2 separate regions of the Mus musculus genome follow, and region 2 is linked to region 1. Evidence: chromatin contacts called from ENCODE POLR2A ChIA-PET data. All regions are on one chromosome and are shown on one strand. The core of a region is the stretch at or near the end of the contact, and the rest is flanking DNA. Distances in the headings are between cores, read along the strand shown.

The links. ChIA-PET counts read pairs that join two places held with the same protein, here RNA polymerase II (POLR2A).
Region 2: POLR2A ChIA-PET joins it to region 1 with 28 read pairs in Patski. The contact joins the promoter of Borcs6 here to the promoter of Pfas in region 1. POLR2A ChIA-PET finds 5 or more read pairs at or near these places in 4 of 5 experiments (Patski and embryonic stem cell).

The regions. Positions count from the first base shown.
Region 1 is chr11:69,006,653-69,010,674 of GRCm38, reverse strand. Pfas (phosphoribosylformylglycinamidine synthase (FGAR amidotransferase)) reads left to right here and starts at 2,215. Exons shown (of 28, transcript NM_001159519.1): 1 at 2,215-2,272.
Region 2 is chr11:69,057,468-69,061,489 of GRCm38, reverse strand. It overlaps Borcs6 (BLOC-1 related complex subunit 6), which reads right to left and starts at 1,715. Exons shown (of 1, transcript NM_028005.3): 1 at 1-1,715. The coding sequence starts at 1,692. The coding sequence ends at 610.

The sequences.
Region 1 (4,022 bases), core at 966-3,465:
CATGCGCCACCACTGCCCGGCATGGTTACAATTTTTTATTTTGTCGTTATAGTTCCTTTTCCATTTGGTAAAATCTAGTCATTTTACCTTGGGACAAAACCTCCCCCTCCCCCCACCCTGTTTTTAAAATTTTATTCATTTTGTTTCTTGTTTTAGAGTGGGGCTTCATGTAGTCCAGGTTTACCTTATGCTATGTAGCCAAAAATGACCTTGAATTTCTGATCCTCATGCCTCTACTTCCCAAGTGTGATTACAGGAGTGAAGCACCATGCTTTGGCAACATTTTATCACATAAAAATTCTTCCTAATTAAAAAAAAAAAAAAAAAAGCCAGGCAGCCACGGCTACACAGAGAAAACCTGTCTTGAAAAAAAATAATAATAGGGGCTGGAGAGGTGGCTCAGCAGTTCGGAGCACTGACTGCTCTTCCAGAGGTCCTGAGTTCAAATCCCAGCAACCACATGGTGGCTCACAATCACCTGAAATGAGATCTGTCTGAATATATGAAGTAAATAAATAATAATAAAATAAATAATAAAATAATAATACATAAAATAATAATAAATAACTAAATAATAATAAAATAAATAATAAAATAATAATACATAAAATAATAATAAATAACTAAATAATAATAATAAATAAAAAATAGAGCTGGAGAGATGGCTCAGTGATTCAGAGCACTGACTACTATCCCGAAGGTCCTGAGTTCAAATCCCAGCAAGTACAAGGTGGCTCACAACCACGGGTAATGAGATCTGACACCCTCTTCTGGAGTGTGTGCAGACACCTACAGTGTACTAACATATAATAAATAAATAAGTAAATCTTTAAAATACATATATGTATATGCACACATACTCTCATATCCATATATGCCACATATAGTCTCATAGCCTTTCTATGTATATAGAGATGAAGTCTTTACTTTCAGAAGACAGAGCAATATAAATAAATTTACCAGCTTAATAAAGAAAGGAGCTGCTGGAGAGATGGCTCAGCTGTTAAGAGCACTGACTGCTCTTCCAGAGGTCCTGAGTTCAATTCCCAGCACTCACATGGTGGCTCACAATCGTCTGTTATGAGATTTGATGCTCTCTTCTGGTGTGTCTGAAGAGAACAACACTGTACTCACATAAAATAAATAAATCTTGAATAAATAAAAGGAACCTAAATTTCATTTCCAAAATCTATTTAAACATTGTCTCTTGTTTCTTGCTGTTGCAGGTCTTAGGCTGGCTGTATTGTATTGCATAGGGTCTTTTAAAAGGCTGTTTTGTGAAGGGGGCAGTGGTTGCCCAGGCCTGTAATCCCAGTCTTGAGTCTCGGTGAGTTGGAGGCCATCCTGGTCTACAGGGCTAGTTCTGGGGCAGCCAAAGCTACACAAAGAATTTTCTTTCTTTTGTTTGTTTTGTTTTAAAAAGGGTTTTGGGGTACTTTGCCTAGATTTTACATTAGTCTGAGAATCTCAGACTGTTACATTCTATTAAGGTCAAAGTAACAGAAGTTCTAAATTAAATGACCTTGGAAAACCAATTTATCTTGCATAAACAAAGAAGGCAGAAGGGAGAAAAATACAGAGAGCCAAAACAGTTTTACACGTTAACTTTTTAAATGTAATTTAGGCTAGTGTACTGGATGGTTTTGTGTGTCAACTTGACAACAAGTTAAGAGTCACCTCCAGCCGTAAGGCACTTTCAGTGATCAATAAAATAACATTTTCTCAAGTGATATTTCAAATTCGAGGCGTCTTCTCTTTTTTGAATTTTGTTTTGTCTTTTTTTTTTTTTTAAGATTTATTTATTGTTATATGTAAGTACACTGTAGCTGTCTTCAGACACACCAGAAGAGGGCATCAGATCTCATTGCGGATGGTTGTGAGCCACCATGTGGTTGCTTGAACTCAGGACCTTTGGAAGAGCAGTCAGTGCTCTTACCTGCTGAGCCCTCACCAGCCCCTGTTTTGTCTTTTTGACAGAGGGTTTCTCTGTACATCCTTGGCTGGCCTCGAACTTGCTATGTGGACCAGACTAGTCTAGAATTCAAAGATACTCCTGTCTGCTCTGGCCTCCCAGTGCTGGGATTACAGGCTTGGACTTCTAAAAGAGATTCAGGTTTGTCACTCAAACAGCCCCAACCCACCGCGGGGAGCCTTGGCACCGCCCACAGCCGGCCCGCGCGAATCGCTTCTCCGGCGGTGGCGCTCTCTGATGACGTACAACGAGCGCGCGCCAAGGACTCGTGGGTCTCTGGCGCAAACTGGCGGGCTTCAGGTGAGTACAACCTACGCGTCCTTCCCTGAGTTCGCTTCCTGATGCGGTTCCATTGCTCACACATTCAAACCGAATCCAGGCCGCGTCGTTTTCCCCATTAGGGCGGGTTGGGTCCATCTGGATCCACATGCCTTGGGTAGAGCATCTGTTGGAGCGCGTGTTCTGCAGGCACTCGGTGTAGGTGGACGACCAGACTGAAATAGCCTCATCTCATGGTCTCATTCATCCATCCCTGAAATAGCCTCATCTCATGGTCTCATTCATCCATCCATTCATTCATTCATTCATTCATCCAACCATTCATTCATCAGAAAAATGTGAAGACCACCTGCTTTGTATCAGGCACCATACTAGTCGTTGGGAATACAGTGCCGAAATAAAACCCGGTTCCGATATTTCTGAAACTTACATTTCGCTGGGAATGATAGACGAAATAACTGCAGAGGGCTGCAGATGTAGCTCAGGGTCCTGGGTTCGAGTCTTACAACCTCATAAATCAGGTGTTGTGAAGAACACGAGAAATTACAGCACTCGAGGTTTTGGGAGTAGAAGGACTAGAAATTACCCTCAGTTATATAGCTATTTAGAGGTCAGCCTGAGCTAAATGAGACCCTGGGTGTTTCTCTGTGTAACCCTGGATGTCCTGGCCAGCCTTTAACTCAGAGAGATTCACCTGCCTCTGCCTCCTGGGATTAAAGGCATGTGCCACCTTTGCTTTTTTTTTTTTTTTAAAGGAGGACTGTATGGAGGCAGGGAACTGAGGTGTGATGGGAATAAAGGGTCTGTTCATTTAACAACTCGTGTGGTTGGTTGGTTGATTTTGTTTTTTTGAAACGGTCTCATTTTACAGCCCTGATTGACTTGCAACTCTATGTAAATCCTGAAATCCTGAGATTCACCTTCCTTTGCTGGGATTCAGAGCCCGTACCACCATGCCTAGCAGAGGCAAGTGTTTATTCATTAAGCCACCTCACCAGTGTAGAAGTCATGGTCTTTTCACTGTCTGTGGCAAATAGGATGTGGTTGTGCAGTAGTGGAATCAGACCATTGAAGAATTCGGTGCAATTGGGTGTGGTGATGCATGCCCCTAGGTAGGCTCCACATTAGAAGGCAGTGGCAAGAAGACTGATTTCCAGACCAGCCTGGGCTATATGATAACCTGACCTTTTCCTCATAAAACAACAGCAACAGAGAAAACAATACGCTGATCAGTCCAAATGAATGATAGTGGTGCCGTGGACTCAGGAGGTGATAGACCTGAAAAGGCAAGAGATTTAATGTATGTGTGGAAGTAGAGTTGTTATATGGAGAGTGATTATATGGAGAGATTGAGGGAAAAGAGTAGTTAAGGTTGGCGTCAGTCTTACTTTTTCTAGTTCTGTGGATTGAACGTCAGGCCTTGCACGTGCTAGGCAAGTGCTTTGTCACTGAATCCTATGCCTGTGCAAACAGTTGCAACTGTTTGGATGGAGTAGTGTTCCCTATAATAGAGAAGAGCAGAGGCATAGCCAATCTGCCTGACTGGGGGCACCAGCCATACTACAGTTACTGCCTACCTTCCAGCTCCCTTCCCATGAACTCTTCCTCTCAAAAGAACAAAAAGGGAAGAAGAAAGAGAAGTCTCTCAATAAGTCTAGGCTGTGGGGGCTGGAGAGATGGTTCAGTGGTTAAGAGCACTGACTGCTCTTCCAGAAGTCCTGAGTTCAATTCCCAGCAACCACATGGTGGCTCACAGCCATCTGTAATGAGA
Region 2 (4,022 bases), core at 466-2,965, 51 kb before region 1:
ACAATTCGACCGGAACCCTGAGAGCAGTGAGACACTCCCCCGTGCCCCCCACCGCTCTCCCTCCATCATGAAATGTGCTCCTCCACCCCGTGGCATTTTAGGGGACCAGAGGAAAGAAGCGGGAGGTTATGCAGATGTTGCGCCCTCACCCTCGCATGGTGTGTGGGCAAGAACCGCTCAAGTTCCTAAAGCCCCTGGCACTTGAGGTGTGTGACCATTGGGATCCGGATAGCCGCAGCGGGGCTGAGGTCTCTCTGATCACACATTCGTGTCTGCCCCACCCTCCAGCAGAGATCTAAGGGCCTGTATTCCCATGGACGGTGTTCTAGCTTAGGGAGAAGGGTCAGGAAGAACAGGGTAGCTATAGATGGCCAACTGAATAAAAGCAGAGCTACATCCCTTTTCACCAGGAGAATCCTCACAACTTCCCCATTCACACTCCATAGGCTTAGAATGGGCACAGGCCTCCTAAACGCTTGTGGAAGAACCTCTAACGTACAGGCATCCCCTCAGCAAGCAGTTTCCACCAGGGCTCTTTGAAGAATCCTGAGGGTCCTACTGGACCCTGGTCTGGCCAGGTTACGCATGGTCTCTCCTCTATGCTCCTGGTCACTTGCATAGGGCCTCCAACACCTCCAGCGTGCGTCGGATATCTCGGACTTGGCGTGCCAGCCCCTGAACCGGTTGCAAAGCCCGTTCCAGCTCCTCGCAGCGCGCAAGTAAGGTGTACATGCCCTTAATGCTCATGTCCACGGCTTCACCTAAGGAGTCCACCGCGTCGCGGTAGGTCTGGATACAGCCCACACTCAACGCTGTCAGCTCTTGCACCGCACCACCCAGCCCGCGAAGCAGACGGTCTACCCGGCCGCCCAGCTCGCGACTCAGCCGCTCCAGATCCCTCAGCACGTCCGGGTCGATGGGAGGGATGGTGGGGGTGGGTGCGGGCGTTAGGCAGGGCCGCACAGAGGCAGGGGGAACGGGTGGTGGGGCGCCACTCAGTCGGATCTTGAGTTGTAGGTTGTTGGCCACAAAGTGAGTAAGGTCGCCGTGGCGGCTCACCGTGCCCTCCAGCTCTAGGGGGCTGGAGATAGTGGCGCGACGTCCTCCGCCCGCGCCGGTCTCGCCACTGGATGAAGACCCCCCTCCACCGCACGCCCCACTCAGCCCGTCCAGGCTGCGGCTGTCCTGAAGGCGGCTGGGGAAGGAGCGGCCAGCCCTACCCGCCGCCGCCTCTTCGTCCTCGTCGTCGTCGTCGTCACCCTCTTGCTGCGGCAGCTCCACATTCATCTCGACGCCTCCGGGGCTCCCTCGACGGCAGACCCTCAGAGCGGAGGGCTGATCCTCGCTGGGCTCCGGCTCCGGGTACCAGGAGGACGGGGGCGGGGCGTGCTCGGAACCTGGCACCCCCCGGCGTCCCCGGGCCCCTGACGGCGTCGCCCGGGAGCTCGGCTTGTCCTCCCAAGTGTCCAGCTCCGGCCCATGGGCGATGCTGCCGCTCCAAGTCTTTGGGGACGCTCGGGGATGACGGCTCGAGACCCCAACGCTCTCAGCCTCTTCCTCCCCGGACAGCGTCCGGACTGAGGGCGGCTTCGAGGGCGTTCGGGACGGCCTGCCGCTGAAAGTCGCGGCCTGGTGCTCAGCTCCGACCGAAAGCTCCGGCTCCGGCCCGAGCCGCCCCTGGGCGGCCTCCATACTGAGGGTGGGGGCCGGAACCGCGAGTCGTCCGCCGGGCTCCCCGGTCAGCGGCGGCGCCTTTAAGGGGCGTTGGCGGAGGCGCGCCGATTGGCAGCCGGATGATAATGGTCCGGACAGGAAGAGCTCTGTGATTGGTCGCCACCCCAGGAAGTTCCGGGAGGAGGGCTGTTATTGAACTGCAGAACACAAGTGAAAGCCAGTCGGGTGGCAGCTCCGGGGTGACAGCTGTGCGCGGGGCCCCGCCCCTTCGGAAAGTTGAGGGGGCGGGTCTTAAAAGACCCGAGCCCCGGAGCGCCGGAGTCCCACCGGGGCGGAGCTTAGGCTCTATGTCCACGGTGGTGTCGTCCGGAATTACCGCCGAGCAGTCGCACTCCACCGGGGATCGTTTTTGGAAGCTCTAGGGGTTCTTGGATGCTCAGGGTTGGACCGAACCGAGCTAGAAAACCGAGAAAGAAAAACAGCAGCGCCAAGAGAGAGAAAGCCGGAATTCCCAGCGGAACGGGGCTGATTGGTTCCATCCTTGAAACATTGACAGACTGATCGTTGAAGCGCCCAGAGTGACTCACTGTGCAGGGGAATTGCAGGTCGTGGACTTTCCTGTGCTTTTGTCACTCTTCGGCCTCCTGTCCCCTCTGCGTAGAGCATTTCTCTCATTGGAGGATAATATTGAGGGTTGTTTGTTTGTTTGTTGTCACAAGAGAAAATATTCCATAGGTGAAAGAATCAGACGTTTTGATAAGCACGCTCGGGAAAATAAAGGGCTGTGATTGAGAGTAAGAAGGACTAGTTAGATGAGGCCTCGGTCGGGAAAGGTCTCTGATGGGAACTATCAAGGGCATCAACTCAGCTTGCTGACAGAGGGAGGAAACCTCAGAGGCAAAGAGGTTTGATATAAACAAGAAACGCTGGGGTACGGAGTGTGGGGGAAGGACAGAGAGAAGACACCAGGGCTAAAATAAATGAGAAGGGAGAGGATTAACAACATCCAGATCGAAGATTCAGGACCCCCGGGCCACATTCCCAGGGCACTGTGGTTTCTGTAACAGATGGAGAGTCTTTCCAAGGGCCGTGGGACAGGAATCAAATGGTAGAAAAGTCGTCAACTGCAACACAGCCAAAGCTCTGGGACCCTTCTAGTTAGCAAAACAATGAATTAATATTCTTCCTTGGTTTAGAATCTTTGTATACCCCCGGCTGTCCTGGAAGTAGCTTTGTAGACCAGGCTGCCCTCAAACTCACATCACAGAGATCTTTCTGCTTCTGCCTCCCAAGTTCTGGCTGGGGTTAAAGGCAGAAGGACACCTGTTCCTGTTTTTGAAACTGAATCCTGTGTGGAAAGTGTGCACAATCACTGTGGCTAGTAATTGCAGAATCTTCCTGTTTTTTTTTTTTTTTTTTTGCATCCCTTCACCCTGTCTTTATTCTTTTTTAAATTTGTTTTGTTTTGTTTGTTTGTTTGTTTTTCGAGACAGGGTTTCTCTGTGTAGCCCTGGGCCTTTGTAGACCAGGCTGGCTTCAAACTCAGAAATTCGCCTGCCTCTGCCTCCCAAGTGCTGGGATTAAAGGCGTGCGGCACCATGCCCAGCCCTGTCTTTATTCTTGTGTTCCTTGCTCGTTTCTTGAGCTCTTTTTCCTTCAAAAGAAGCCATCTTTTGCAAGTCTTTTGTTTTCTACTACTATTACTACTGCTACTATAATTACTTTCTCCTCCTCTTCTTCATGCCAAAGGTGTGCAAAATAAGATGACATTTGGTGTGATAGTGGAGATTTTAGTTGGTGTCATAAGGTTTAGTTGGGACATTGTCTTCCCTATTTGGTGACTCCATTTAGATTCCTTTTGTATATGTACATGTCTTAGGGAGCCTCTATAGTAGGTTTCCATATGGTTTTAAATGTCCTTTAGTGTTAGCTGTCCCTCCCCATATTTCCTCCTTTACCTTCCTTCCTTCCTTCCTTCCTTGATCCATTTAATCCTCCTAGTTTCCCCTTTGGCTCTCCATAACAGTATATTCTATTTCCCTGTCTAAGTACCTGTCTTAGTTTGGGTTTCAATTGCTATAAAAGAGACACCATGACCACAGCAACTTCTTTTTTGTTTAATTCTCTATTCTCCTGACTTCTCAGTCCCAACCAACCCTCCTTATACTTTTAAACACAAGCTGCTTTAAAAAAAAAAAAAAAAAAAAAAAAAAAAAAGGACTTAAGCCGGGCATGGTGGCGCACGCCTTTAATCCCAGCACTCGGGAGGCAGAGGCAGGTGGATTTCTGAGTTCGAGGCCAGCCTGGTCTACAGAGTGAGTTCCAGGTCAGCCAGGATTATACAGAGA